Regions from separate parts of the Homo sapiens genome. Here region 1 is linked to region 2. Evidence: chromatin loops called from intact Hi-C (ENCODE). Cell type or tissue: dorsolateral prefrontal cortex. All regions are shown on one strand. Each heading gives the region's core, and the rest is flanking DNA. Links, peaks and the distances in the headings are about the cores only.

Region 1 (6,045 bases), core at 294-5,293, 200 kb before region 2:
AGAGCACATTCACAAACTGAGAGAAATATTTATAAACGAAAAGACTAGAAACCATCTTCAGAGAAATAAATGAAAACCCTTCCTCTCTTTAAGCCTGAGCCTGAGGAACAGCTACCATCTGCCTCTCTTGGCCCGGGAGCCTGTGTTTGAATTATGCTGCTGAGTTCCCTCACAGAAACAAGTCAAAACAAGGTTTTCAAGGCAATTGCTCTTTTAAGTATAGTTTTATTTAGTTTGGCTGTGCTATATGTATTTTACGCATTATTTGGAGTTCCAAGACTGCTCCCTCTTCAGTGTTTTCCATAGATATAAATAGCATCACCAGTTATCCAATTCCTCAGGACATAAACCTTGGAGTCACTCTTGACTTCTCCTGCTTTTATGGTCTACATCCAATATAGCTGTAAGCTCATCCTACAAGTTATACCCCCAAATTCTCCTCACTTCTGCTGCTGCAGCTTTCTCCAAGCCATTATCACTTTCTTAGGGTTCCTTGCTTCTACTCTTGCCATCTTGCAATGTGGTTTATTCTCTACATTGCAGCTACAAGAATTCTTATAAAATATAAATGGGATCATGTTACTACTTTTCCCAAAACTCTCCAATGGCTTCCACTGTGGTTAGAATAGCATCAATGTCTCTCCATGACTCAAAAAACAAAATGATATAGCTATGCCAAAGCGAGCCAAGGACAAAAGCTCCCAATGGGTAAAGCTGGAGCAAAGTGACCACCACCATAAGTAATGTAGTATTGTATTATATCCCAAAAGATAAAGTCAATATCCACGAGTCCATGATGATATAAATACACAACTGAACAAACATATAAATGGAAGATAATAGGCAAAACTTTCATGTGGAACAATTCCAAATAGGTTTTATTAGATACCCTTCCTTCAAGGAGATGAAACACAACACCCTGCCCCTTGAATGTGGGATGCTGATAGTAATGCCCTTGTAAACAGTATGGTATGAAAATGAGGAAAAATTACTTTACAGTCATTTGACAACAACTGTCTCAGTCAGGTGACCAAGGATAGACGTCAGTGATCAGGCATGTTAATAACAGGTATTCCCAATACAATGTGATGAGAAGAGCACTTTACCTCTGTAGTCTTCCTGTCAAGAACGCGCAAACCATTCTGAACACGCACAAATTGAGGGACAATTTATCAAATATCTGACCAGTACTTTTCAAAACTCTTAAAAATTATCAGAAACAGGGAAAGGCTAAGAAACTGTCAACACCAAGAGAAGCCCAAGGAGATATGATGACTAAATGTAGTGTGGCTTCTTGAATAAAATCCAGGGACAGAAAAATGATTGTTATGTAAAAGCTAAGAAAATATGAATACAATATGGACTATAGTTAGTTATAATGTATTAACATTGGTACCCTGGTTGTGACAAATGTACCAGACCAGTATAAGATTAATAATAAGAGAAACTGGGCCTGGGGTATGGGAAAATTATCTGTATTATCTTTGCAACTTTTCTGTAACTCTAAAGTTATTTTAAAAAATTTAATTGAAAAAAATCACTTCCTGGCCCACAAGGCATTGCATGATCTGTACCCTGGCTTCATCTCTATATTTTACCTCCTTACTCGCTTCAGCTACAGTGACATTCTTGTTATTCCTTGGGCCCATCCAAGCATTCTTCTACTCAGGGCCTTGGCTCTATCTGTTTCCTTTGCCTGGGATGCCCTTTCCCCCAGATATTCACACAGCTCTCTCACTTTATTCAGGTCTTGGCTTAAATGTCACTGCTTCAGAGAGCACTTACATGGCCATCTGATAAAAAATTGCATCATCTGTCATTCTCTATCCTGCTTTTTCTTCACCACAATGAATTTGGTATATTCATATATTTCATATTCATTTTTTACTCATTTTTTCTTTCACTGTAATATAAATTTCAGTAAGATGGAAGCTTATTTGTTTTGTTCATGATTGTATTTTCTGTTCCTGAGAGAATGCCAGGCATATAATACATGCTCAATAAAATATTTGTTAAATAAGTGACTGCATGAATTTAAAGATTTCCAACAAAGTTGCATCATGACACTTCCAAAAGCCAGATGCTTTTAAATTTAAAAAAGCTTCAACCCTTGGAAGTCCATTATATCTGTCAAGAATGTCACATCCATTGTTTTATTTGATTCTATGCATGATGGTTCTGTTTGATAAATAGGGCAAGTGGGAATAGGGATGTTCCATTACTTGCTTCAGACCATGTGGTGAGTTTGTTACAGAGTGTTCATCTCAGTTCTCAGATTCTTAAATCTGGGGTCTTTCTACTGGAACGCATATTGGTAGTGTTTTTCTCCTTCTCCCTTTTTACATACACACGCACATTTTAATTTATGAAACAATTTGGACACTGAAGTGTCTGAGTAAATTTTTACTTCTCCCTTGGTGTAGCACAAGTGAGAAGATCATTCTGGTCCCTGCTTAGAAGGAAGAAAATAAGTGTGAAATCAGCTCTTGTTGGTGTGACACCTGGTTTCCAAGGAGAAAAAGGCTCTGAAGAGCTCTAAACTCCTTCCTAACTAGCTTTTGGGACTTAACTGGAGCCTTCAGTGGGATTTGGACCAGTGGATATAATCCATCATTATCATGAGTCTCTAACGTCACAGGTCAGGTTTTTCATGAATTTGTTCACTTGCCGCGTATTTCCAAATGCCCATTAGGCACCAGGTGCTGTGCTGGGTGATGTGGAAGTGACAGAGATGACCGGGGCACAGCTGGGTCTCCCAGAAATATACAATCCAAACAATCTATTGAGATACAAATTACAAGAAAAAAGATTAACAGTGACAAGAAAATAGAAGAACAGACACCAAAAGGAAGATTTTGTGAGCCAGGGAATGAATGATCAGAGCCCTGGGAGTTAGCTGTGGAATTAACTAACAGAGAGGAAAAGCCAAAGCTATGATAACGAGGCAGAATGCAATTTTAAAAACACCTAAAACTGACATTGATCAATGTGTGTGCAAATATGTAATTTGCATTTATAAACTTCTTTTGTCTTATTCACATGCATGTACTATATATAGAACATGAGAGTTCTGTTGAAAATTATTTCTTACCATCATTATGGGAAGACAACAATGAACTCTGCTCCTGTGAAAAGTAAAATGACCATAAAATATAGGTAGCTTTCAGCTATACACACTGTATTTCTTTTTAAATTGAGGTGTTCTACCTATTAAAGGAATACAGTCATTCTCTTCCAGACATTTTCTGGGTAGAGAGGAACAAGGGGACAAGATCATCTGTGAATTCTACCATTTACCTGAAATATCCCACAGGTAATTTTTTAAATCCACAATTGGTGGTATATTGTCCAGAATAAGAATCACTACTGCTAATTCCAGTGCACCTCCCTGTCTTCCAGCCTATCTCCTTCTACCACTAGAGTGCACCAGAATATTTATTACCAGCATTGAGAGCCCAGTGACTGAGCTTCAACTATAGAGTCTCATCTTTTCTATTTGATAATTCTATCACATCAACATTCTCATGTCTGTGAGAGATTAGGCACAGTCCAGGACCCCTAGTTTATAGAAAAAAAATCCAGTTGGAATCAGACAAGGATGATGACTTCATTCAGTGGCCAAAATTGTAACTAGTCATTCTTTTTGGTGTGTATTTTGAGTTAAAAATTTGTACTGGATGTGGAGGAGAGAGTCTGCTTGGCAAGTGTAATAGAACAGCTTGAAATACACAAAATCCTGGAATGAAATTTGGCAAAACATCCTTTTAACACATCAGTGAACTAGTGATATACTTTACAAATTCCTGGAAAACTCTAGGGAATATGCAGCTTAAAAAATCCAAACTATTATAAATATATTTTAGTATTATGCAGTCTGCAAACATCATCTTAACACCTACTATATTCTTGGCACTGATGGGCTAGGTTTTAGGGTGGATTTGGCATTCTTGTTGAAGACTACAAAATACCCTGCTTCCAATAATATTTCTCCTATAGCAAATCCTCCCAAAATGCTTACCTTCTCCTTCAATTTTGTCATTTGAGCATCATTATCTTTGAGTTAAGTAATATTTCCAGGACACTTTTATTAAAAAGAAAGTTTTTAAGCAAGAAAGGTTACCCATAGAGTTATTAATGATGATGGTGATCTTGGCAGCTAATATTTATTTACGCTTAACACAAGTAAAAACTTTTTAAGTGCTTTGCTGTTTAGCTTATTTACATAAGGTCATTGCTATCATCATTATTATCACTTTACAGATGACAAGTCTGTAATTCAGATAGGTTAAATAACTTGCCCAAAATTACACAGCTAGTAAATTGCAAAACCAGATTAAAACTCAGAAAGTCTATATTTAAAACCATACTTTTAACCACTGTTCTATATAATAACAATTCCCAAACTTATACTTCCAGTATATACATTTTCTGTAAGTTGTAGACTTATGACTGTCAACTTGACATTTCCAGTTGGATGTCTCAAAGGCATCTCAATGATAATGTGTCAAAAATTGTTCCCTTTATTTCCACCACCATTTCCCAGAAGTTACACATGAGTACACCCCAAGACAAATATTCTCTCTCTCTCTCTCACACACACACACATACACACACCGTCATTTCAATTAAAGTTACCACAATCTACCCAGTATTAAAGTCAGAACCATGAGAAGCATGCCTGCTTCTGAATGGTCTCTTATTCTCATATCCAAAACACCTGCAGATTCTATTGGTTTTACATCCAAAATGTATACCAAATATGCCCACTATCTCCAACTTGATCCAAGCCACCAGCATCACCACTGAATTAGCATCCTATCTGGTCTCTGTGTTTTCTTTCCCTATCTCTCCATCACTACTAAATCCCTTTTTCTATTGAAATTATTGTGAACTTTCAGAAACCTGAGTCGGAAATGACACATTGTTAAAAAAAAACCTTCAAGAGTTTGTACTTAAATAAAAATTCTTTATTATGACTCAAATATTCTATGTCTTTTCTCCCTTCTCTCTCTCTGTCTCTCTCTCTCTCTCTCTCTCTCTGTCTCTCTCTAATATCCTCTTAGGACCCACCAATCCCTTACTTACAATGTTCAAATGGGGGGTGATGATCTGCTTGTTCGTAGGGCATGCCAAGTTCATGATGGCACAGGGTGTCTATGTGCACTTATCCCTCTGGTTATGTTTGATTTTCCTACCTTTTCACATGATTGACTTTTTGTCCTTCAGGTTTTAGCTTAAACATTGGCTCCTCTTGGTCATCTTCCCTAACCACCCCATCTTAGATAGTCTATACTCATTATCCTTTATCCTAACACTTTGTTTCTGTATTTCATAGTACTGATCACAATCCATAACCATTTAGTTACTTGTTGTGTACTTATGTATTTATTTCTCTCATGTCAATGTACATTCCAGAGTATCAGGAACCTAATGTCTCTTCTTCATTGCATTCCTAGTGCCTAACCAAGAATATGGCTTCCAGGGGACATTCAACAAATAGCTACTGAATAGTCTATCTACAAGAAAAACATGTAAAAATGAAGGACATGAAAAAGCTAAAATGTAAAGGATAGTAAAAGATGTACCAGGCAAAGACAAATCAAAAGAGCTGAAGTTACTTTTATCAGCAGGCAACGAAACCAAAAACAAAACACACTCATCTTTAAGAGAAAAAAATATATAAAATGCACTATATTAACTGGTTAAAAATATATACTCTACTACATAAACTGATTCAACCTACACCTTACTTAAAAGATAAAACATGATCATTTCAAAAGATGAAGTAAAAGCATTTGAAAAAATTCAAAGCTCATTTATGATAAACACAGCAAACTAGGAATAGAAGGCAGTGTTCTTTATTTTTTTTTTAATTTTATTATTATTATACTTTAAGTTTTAGGGTACATGTGCACAACGTGAAGGTTTGTTACATATGTATACATGTGCCATGTTGGTGTGCTGCACCCATTAACTCGTCATTTAGCATTAGGTTTATCTCCTAATGCTATCCCTCCCCCATCATCCCACCCCACGACAGGCCCC
Region 2 (6,045 bases), core at 589-5,588:
GGGAGCCTGGGAGCCTGCGGGGAGTGCAGGAGAGAGCGCAGCATCTGCCGTTCTACACCCCTTTGTGCACTCAGGCGCACTGTCCCTGCTCTGCCTGCTCCCGGTCTGCCCTCAGCTCCTGTCAGGCCATACAGCACGTCGATTATTTCGCCAAAAGCAAGTTCAGCCACAGCAGAGGGAAGGAGGCCGCGTGCGCTGGTCCCAGAGAGCCTACATTCGTTTAGGCGACTAATTCAGGAAGGAGTCACCAGCAGCTCCAGCCCTGAGAGGGTGTGTCAAGGGACTAGAAGACTTCGCCCGGGAGTCCTCAAACCCCTCTGGGCTGTTGTCTCTGCTCCAGCTTCTGCTGCCCCTTCGGAGGAAACAAACACCACGCCCCGAGCCCCAGTCCCGCCTGGCGCATTACCTGTTGGCTGCCAGCCGAGACGCGATGTAGCCTCCCGGAATCTGAGTGATGATGTAGCCCCAAAAGAAGGAACCGTGGATCATCCCCACGGTTTCCGGGTCCCAGTTGAATTTGGCTTTCTATGGAGGGGTAGGAAAAAAGTGTGAAGGGAAAGAGTAGAGTCAGTACCAAAGGCTCACTTTCAGTGGTTCACAAGCCAAAAAGCCCCCAAGGCTTGGGCGCTTCATGCATTCTGGGGATAAGAGTGGCTTCATTTTCGTTTCCTAACAAAATTGCCTCTTGCAACGAAAAAACCCTGCTCATTAACAAAATGTATTGTGATTAATAGTGAGGCCAGGCGCACTGGCTTTGCTCCCTGACTACTGTCAGGCAGATCGAATCATCTGAATGAAGGAGGAATCTAGAGGGCCCCCGTCTTGGAAATTCGGACTCCCCATGAAGAGATTTGTTAGCCAGATGTGGAGACGCCTGTCAGGGGTCCACTTAACGAATCCGGCCAATGCAGACACAGTAGTGTAGTGACTTCCAACCCTGGAGACTTAAATCGGGAAATTCTGAGGAAGGAAGGTGGGGAGCAAATGGTGAAAGGTGCAGGGCTTTTAGTGGCTAAGAGAAAGCGTGTCCCCACAAATGGGGACGGATATGGGCCTGAAGAGTTTGGAGTAGTCGGTGAAATGGGAGGAGTAAAGGGAGAGGGAGTCATTGCTCAGGGGTTTTAATAAATACGGGGCAGGGGTATTTCTGAAGGGAGGTCTAATTCCGCCCTGAGCAGCCTGGGTGACTCCCCGAGGGGAACCTCAAGGTAAACTGGGGCTCAATATTTACATCCGAAAGGTGGGAGCGCGCTTTTCCCGCCTGAGAACTGGGGACCCTTTTTCCCCTTTAAATAATATTTTGACACCCAGAGGATCTTGCAAGGTCTCCCGGATTCCAAGAGTCTTCCCCAGTTTCTCCACTCAACTCCTGCTTAGTCTGGTTTACGGCAGCTGGGGTTTCTAAGAAGGAAGTCTGGACCCAGGGGTTCTGTGACCTTGACGTGACCCTCCCCTCTCTGGGCGCGACTCCCTGCCACCCTGGGACCCTCTTACGTTGTGGCTCCTCCTGGGGGAGGTAAACCTTCCGAAAGACCACTCAGCTGAACCTGCTGATATGAACACAGCTGATTTTGTTTTCCAGTTTGTTTCATTGTGAATATTAAGAATGTTTTGGCTGGGACTGAAGTCCTGGGAAAACTATAATTAATATGCTACACTATTCATCCAAGTAAAACAAACACACTTCTATTTAGACTTAGTGGACATTGCTAGTCACCAACGTCTTGTATTAAGTCACAGTTCACAAAACCTGGTGAGCTAGACCCTCTTTTCCACTTTGCAGTTGAGGAAGGGGAGGCCCAGACAGCAGAGCGAAAAGGGAACTGATAACACTACTGGGGTCCATTCTAGAACGGCAGAGCCAGAGAGGAGCTTAGGGAGCACCCAAACCTTCCTCTCAGTGGCGGGGGAACGGGGCTCAAACAGGAGATGTGGTTTTGCGAGGCCGCATGGCCGAAGGGCAGGAGCCAGGGCGGCCAGACGTTGCCCACCTCCTTGATGACCTTGCCCCCGCGGTGGATGGTGCTGTTGTTGACCATGTCCACAATGGCCACGCCCAGGTTGCAGCGGATACCGAAGGAGATGCAGAAGCCCAGGCCGCTCATGATGGCGATAATGTAGCGGCGGGGCAGGCCGAAGCACGTGCAGTCGCACAGCGGCGCCTTCCTCTCGGGCACCTCTAGGGGCTTCCCATCCTCCGTCAGCTCGATTGTCTCCCCGGTGTCTTGCTTCTTCTCCAGCACCCTGCGCGGCAGAGCAGGGGCGAGTCAAGGACTTGGCGGCTTAGGTACCCCCGATGCTGACCCATTCCCATTTTTCAGGACCCGTCGGGGTTGGGAGGAGGGCCGTCGACCTCCCCCCACCCTCGGGGATTAGGGTGGTGGGGTGACACCAAGCTGCAAGACCTCCCAGGCTCTCTCACATTCTGCAGGTGCCCTTGGCCGCGGCGGCGGCGTCTCTTCAACTTTAACACCTTTAGGCCTAAGGTAGCGAGTCCCCATCTCGGGATCCACCCCTGGGCGCTCTGATTGAGATACACAGGCCGCTTGGGCCTAACTTTCTTGCAGGATCTGCAGGGTCTGCATTTTGTGAGGGCAGGGGTTACCAGCGCCTCCTCTGCACCTGAGTAGGCGCCTCCCACTCCTACACGCGCCCAGCAGGGCTTTACCCTGACTACCGCGGTGTCCTCCTGCAACACAGCACCAGAGAGCTGCTCCGCTGCAGGCGGGCCCAACTAGAGAGCCTTTCCCACCCGCGCTGCCTTTTCCGTTTCTAGCAAGTTGAAGCTTTCCAGGTTGACGATGCTGGTATTCCGCTCCCCAATCCACCCCCTGAGCTGAGCCTGGAGCACCCCCTGGACTAAGGCCTCTCTAGGCTAGTGCCTGTGCGTGAGGAGAAGGCCTGAGAGCTCTCGCTGAGAGTGTCATGCACTCTCCTTCCCCTTCATCCCGCCCCAGGGCTCTAGTTCAATGCTTACTCCCCTGTTACACTTCTTACTATTTTTTTTTTCTTATTACTCGAGTTGGAGACAAAGGGCTCCACAGCATATGGCCGACACCTAAGCTTCCTACTGCCAGAACATGAATAATTAATTATTCACAATCTTGCGTCATTACTATCTCTCTTACAAACACCGAAAAATGTCAAGGGTCCATTTCCCAAGACGCAAAATGCGACTCCCAGATATACAAAGGCTCCCCCAAATCAACTTTTGTAAGATATTCCACATCAAAGGGGAAGATCTCACTTAAATATTTGTTTTTGCATAGTGTTTCATAAGATTTCAACCATCAATTCATTTTTGGCTTTGGTCCTTGGGAGAAGGGACAAATGAAAAGGGGAATGCAGAGAAAAGGAATGGTTTTACTAAAAGGTGGTAGTGTTCTAGTCTACAACATATTCATGAAATTTCTATTAACAACAAACAAACAAAAGGAATGTATAAGGTAACATCTCTGTACGTAGCCCCTTGCGATTGATACTTTCGATATTTAAACAAAGAGCCTTTCCGTTTACAATTTGCAGATATTTTTTCCAATCTACCGTGTAATTGCTTTTCACCTGTGCTGTTTTAAGTGCTATGTGAACACCCAATTGTTTTCACACACACGGGTAAAGCAAGTGAAATTTTTAAACTAATTTCAAATATGCATAGCTTGGAATACTGCTGTCAAGAAGTTTGAGGCCACCCGAAGAAAAATGTCAGGCTTCCGAATTCTATAACGTAGCACCTGGAGAATAAGTCATAAAGGTATTTGTGGCTAGGTTAATGTTTATTCTTAAAGTCCGATCACAATGTTAGAAAACATTGCAATTTATTTTTACTGGGAGAAAAAAATTCAGCCAATGCGGTTTTTTTTTTTCATTTCCTGCATTTGCTTCGTGTGCTCAAATATACGAAGTTGAGCTCTGCACCGGATGGCAGTTGTACTGGGAAAGAACATCCCTTTCCATGGTAGCTGTGGGACTGCAGGGCCCTTGCGGTATCTACTGCCGCATAGGTGCATAATCGTGCCTACATGAAGCCCGCCAAACCTGAAGAGATTTGGAAAATCTGGGAGTGGTTTGATCATTTTCTTTACATTTCTCATGCATTTACAGAGACTTCAATTTCCCAAATATTAAAATTAGTGCTCCTTTGTAATTCTTTTTCCTTTTATGTCTGCCCTGTCGTCTTGATTTTGCTCTAATTATTAAGAAAAGCTGTATCCATATAACATACTTGAAATGATTTAAAGTTTTGCAAATTACAGCATAATTAGTATAGTGACTACAGGAGGATTAAATAATTAAATCATTTCTAGGACTTTCAAAGTAATGTTGCTTGTTATATTTATGGCTGTTCTTCCAGGCATTGACATTTCCTATGCAAGAAATAGACTCTAGGAGATGAAAATAATTAAAAATGCATATACATTGTTTCAGGCTCAGAGAAAGGAATTGCTTCAACTATCAATTATTGATATATTTTGATTCTTCTTCATTCAATACAGAAGACATATTTCACTAGGGGATTCTCTACTATGCTTTTGAAGCTGAGACCTCTCTCTTTCTCTCTCTCTCTAACATATATATATATATATATATATAAAACATATATATATAACATATATATATAACTATATATAACATATATATATAACATATATATATAACATATATATATAACATATATATATAACATATATATATAACATATATATATATATAAACCATTACTCTTTGGAATTTCTTGGTTATTTTTTTAGATGGTTGTGTTTTATATTCATTTGTCTGCATCAAAGGAATTTAATTCGGGGTATCTATAAGCACCAAAAGAAACGCTGTTTGAGCAGGGGCTGGCCATTTCTTAACTGTAAAGAAGATAAATCCTGTGTAGTAAAGGACAAAAACTCTGCAGGCACCAAAGCAAAAATCAAACACACACACACACACACACACACACACACACACACACACCAGACAGGTTCATTTAGTGCAACATTCCTGCATTAATAAGCAGGTTTCCAGAGCACCCCCGCTCCAAGCAATGGGCAACAAAAAGACTTTCCGATCATATTACAATCTTTCTGAGCCACCAGGGTTTACGGAAACGGCCCTGCAGATTTTTTCATGCTGAGCCCCAGGTAAGCAAGTGTTCGCTTTGTCTTACCTGTAGATCTGGCCGAGTGATTTTCCAGCAAAATTCTTTAGCCCCTCTTTTCCTGGGGCCAAAATCCTTTGTTTTACGGATTCCATTCTTGCAAAGACTGTTGTCAGTTCTTGCCAGATTTAAATAGTGATTGCTAGGAAAGGCGAGGATTGCGCATATTGTCTTAATCTCTTAAAGTAGTTGCGGGCTTTTCCTTCTCAGCAGAATGGTAGTGGCTCGCCTCCAGCAAGAGTGAGAGTGAGAGAAGGGAGGGAGAGTGAGAATGAGAATACAACAGAATAGCTGCATGCAACCCACGGGTTTCCTAATAGGAGAGTTGGTAGACACAATCAGAAAGTCTCATTGGAAGGGGAGGATCCGGTGGCAAAGAGCGCAAGCAGTGCCACGGTATTTGGGTAGATGCGGTTGAGTCCTTTTCCTGGAAGTCGGTCAGCTGAAAAACAATGTAAATTCCCGGTTTTGAAGACTTATTGCTCTCAAATCTGATGGCTTTTAAACGGAGGGGCCGGAATATCACAGAAGCCTTGGGAACAGCAAAGTCAAAAGAATGGTACTTTTAAAAATGGTGTCTTTGCTGTAAGGAGCAGAGCATATTCAAAACTCATGGGAGCATCTCAGGTCTCAGGTGAGCAATGCTGCTATTAGTTTTTCCTCTCTGCCCATGATCTCCTCCCATCACGCCAGCGTAAGTCTGCTCTGCGGTAGAGTCAAATTAAGATGGAGAAGGCTTGCTGCTCTTTGAGGACGTGAGTAAATAAAAGATACACAGTTCTGATTTGGGCAGCCTCGGGGAAGATTTTTTTTTTCAGCGGCTGACAGCGCCCGTCTGGGCGGGTCTCGGTACAATGTTTCAGCACCACGGACAGAGTAAGTTTCAGGAATAGGGGACTCTT

Evidence for each region. Peaks named below come from ENCODE experiments on the same cell type or tissue, not always from the same donor. Only the 100,000 strongest peaks of a DNase experiment are listed, where the experiment ranks them.
Region 1: it touches region 2 in a loop (2.6-fold over the local background); 50 of 110 quality-filtered maps call a loop at or near these places.

Annotation. Positions count from the first base shown.
Region 1 is chr11:22,537,551-22,543,595 of GRCh38, reverse strand. No RefSeq gene overlaps it. Among named protein-coding and RNA genes, the nearest start is that of LINC01495, 49 kb to the right of the region's middle. In dorsolateral prefrontal cortex, for the core only: a CTCF peak has its summit at 3,416 (motif pointing right); no DNase peak of the experiment used is centred there.
Region 2 is chr11:22,337,727-22,343,771 of GRCh38, reverse strand. SLC17A6 (solute carrier family 17 member 6) reads right to left here and starts at 5,391. Exons shown (of 12, transcript NM_020346.3): 1 at 5,153-5,391; 2 at 1,992-2,244; 3 at 407-525. The coding sequence starts at 5,238. SLC17A6-DT (SLC17A6 divergent transcript) reads left to right here and starts at 5,550. Exons shown (of 4, transcript NR_186351.1): 1 at 5,550-5,777. In dorsolateral prefrontal cortex, for the core only: no CTCF peak of the experiment used is centred there; a DNase peak (open chromatin) is centred at 2,765; H3K4me3 peaks cover 2,455 bases; H3K27ac peaks cover 1,536 bases; H3K27me3 peaks cover 4,521 bases.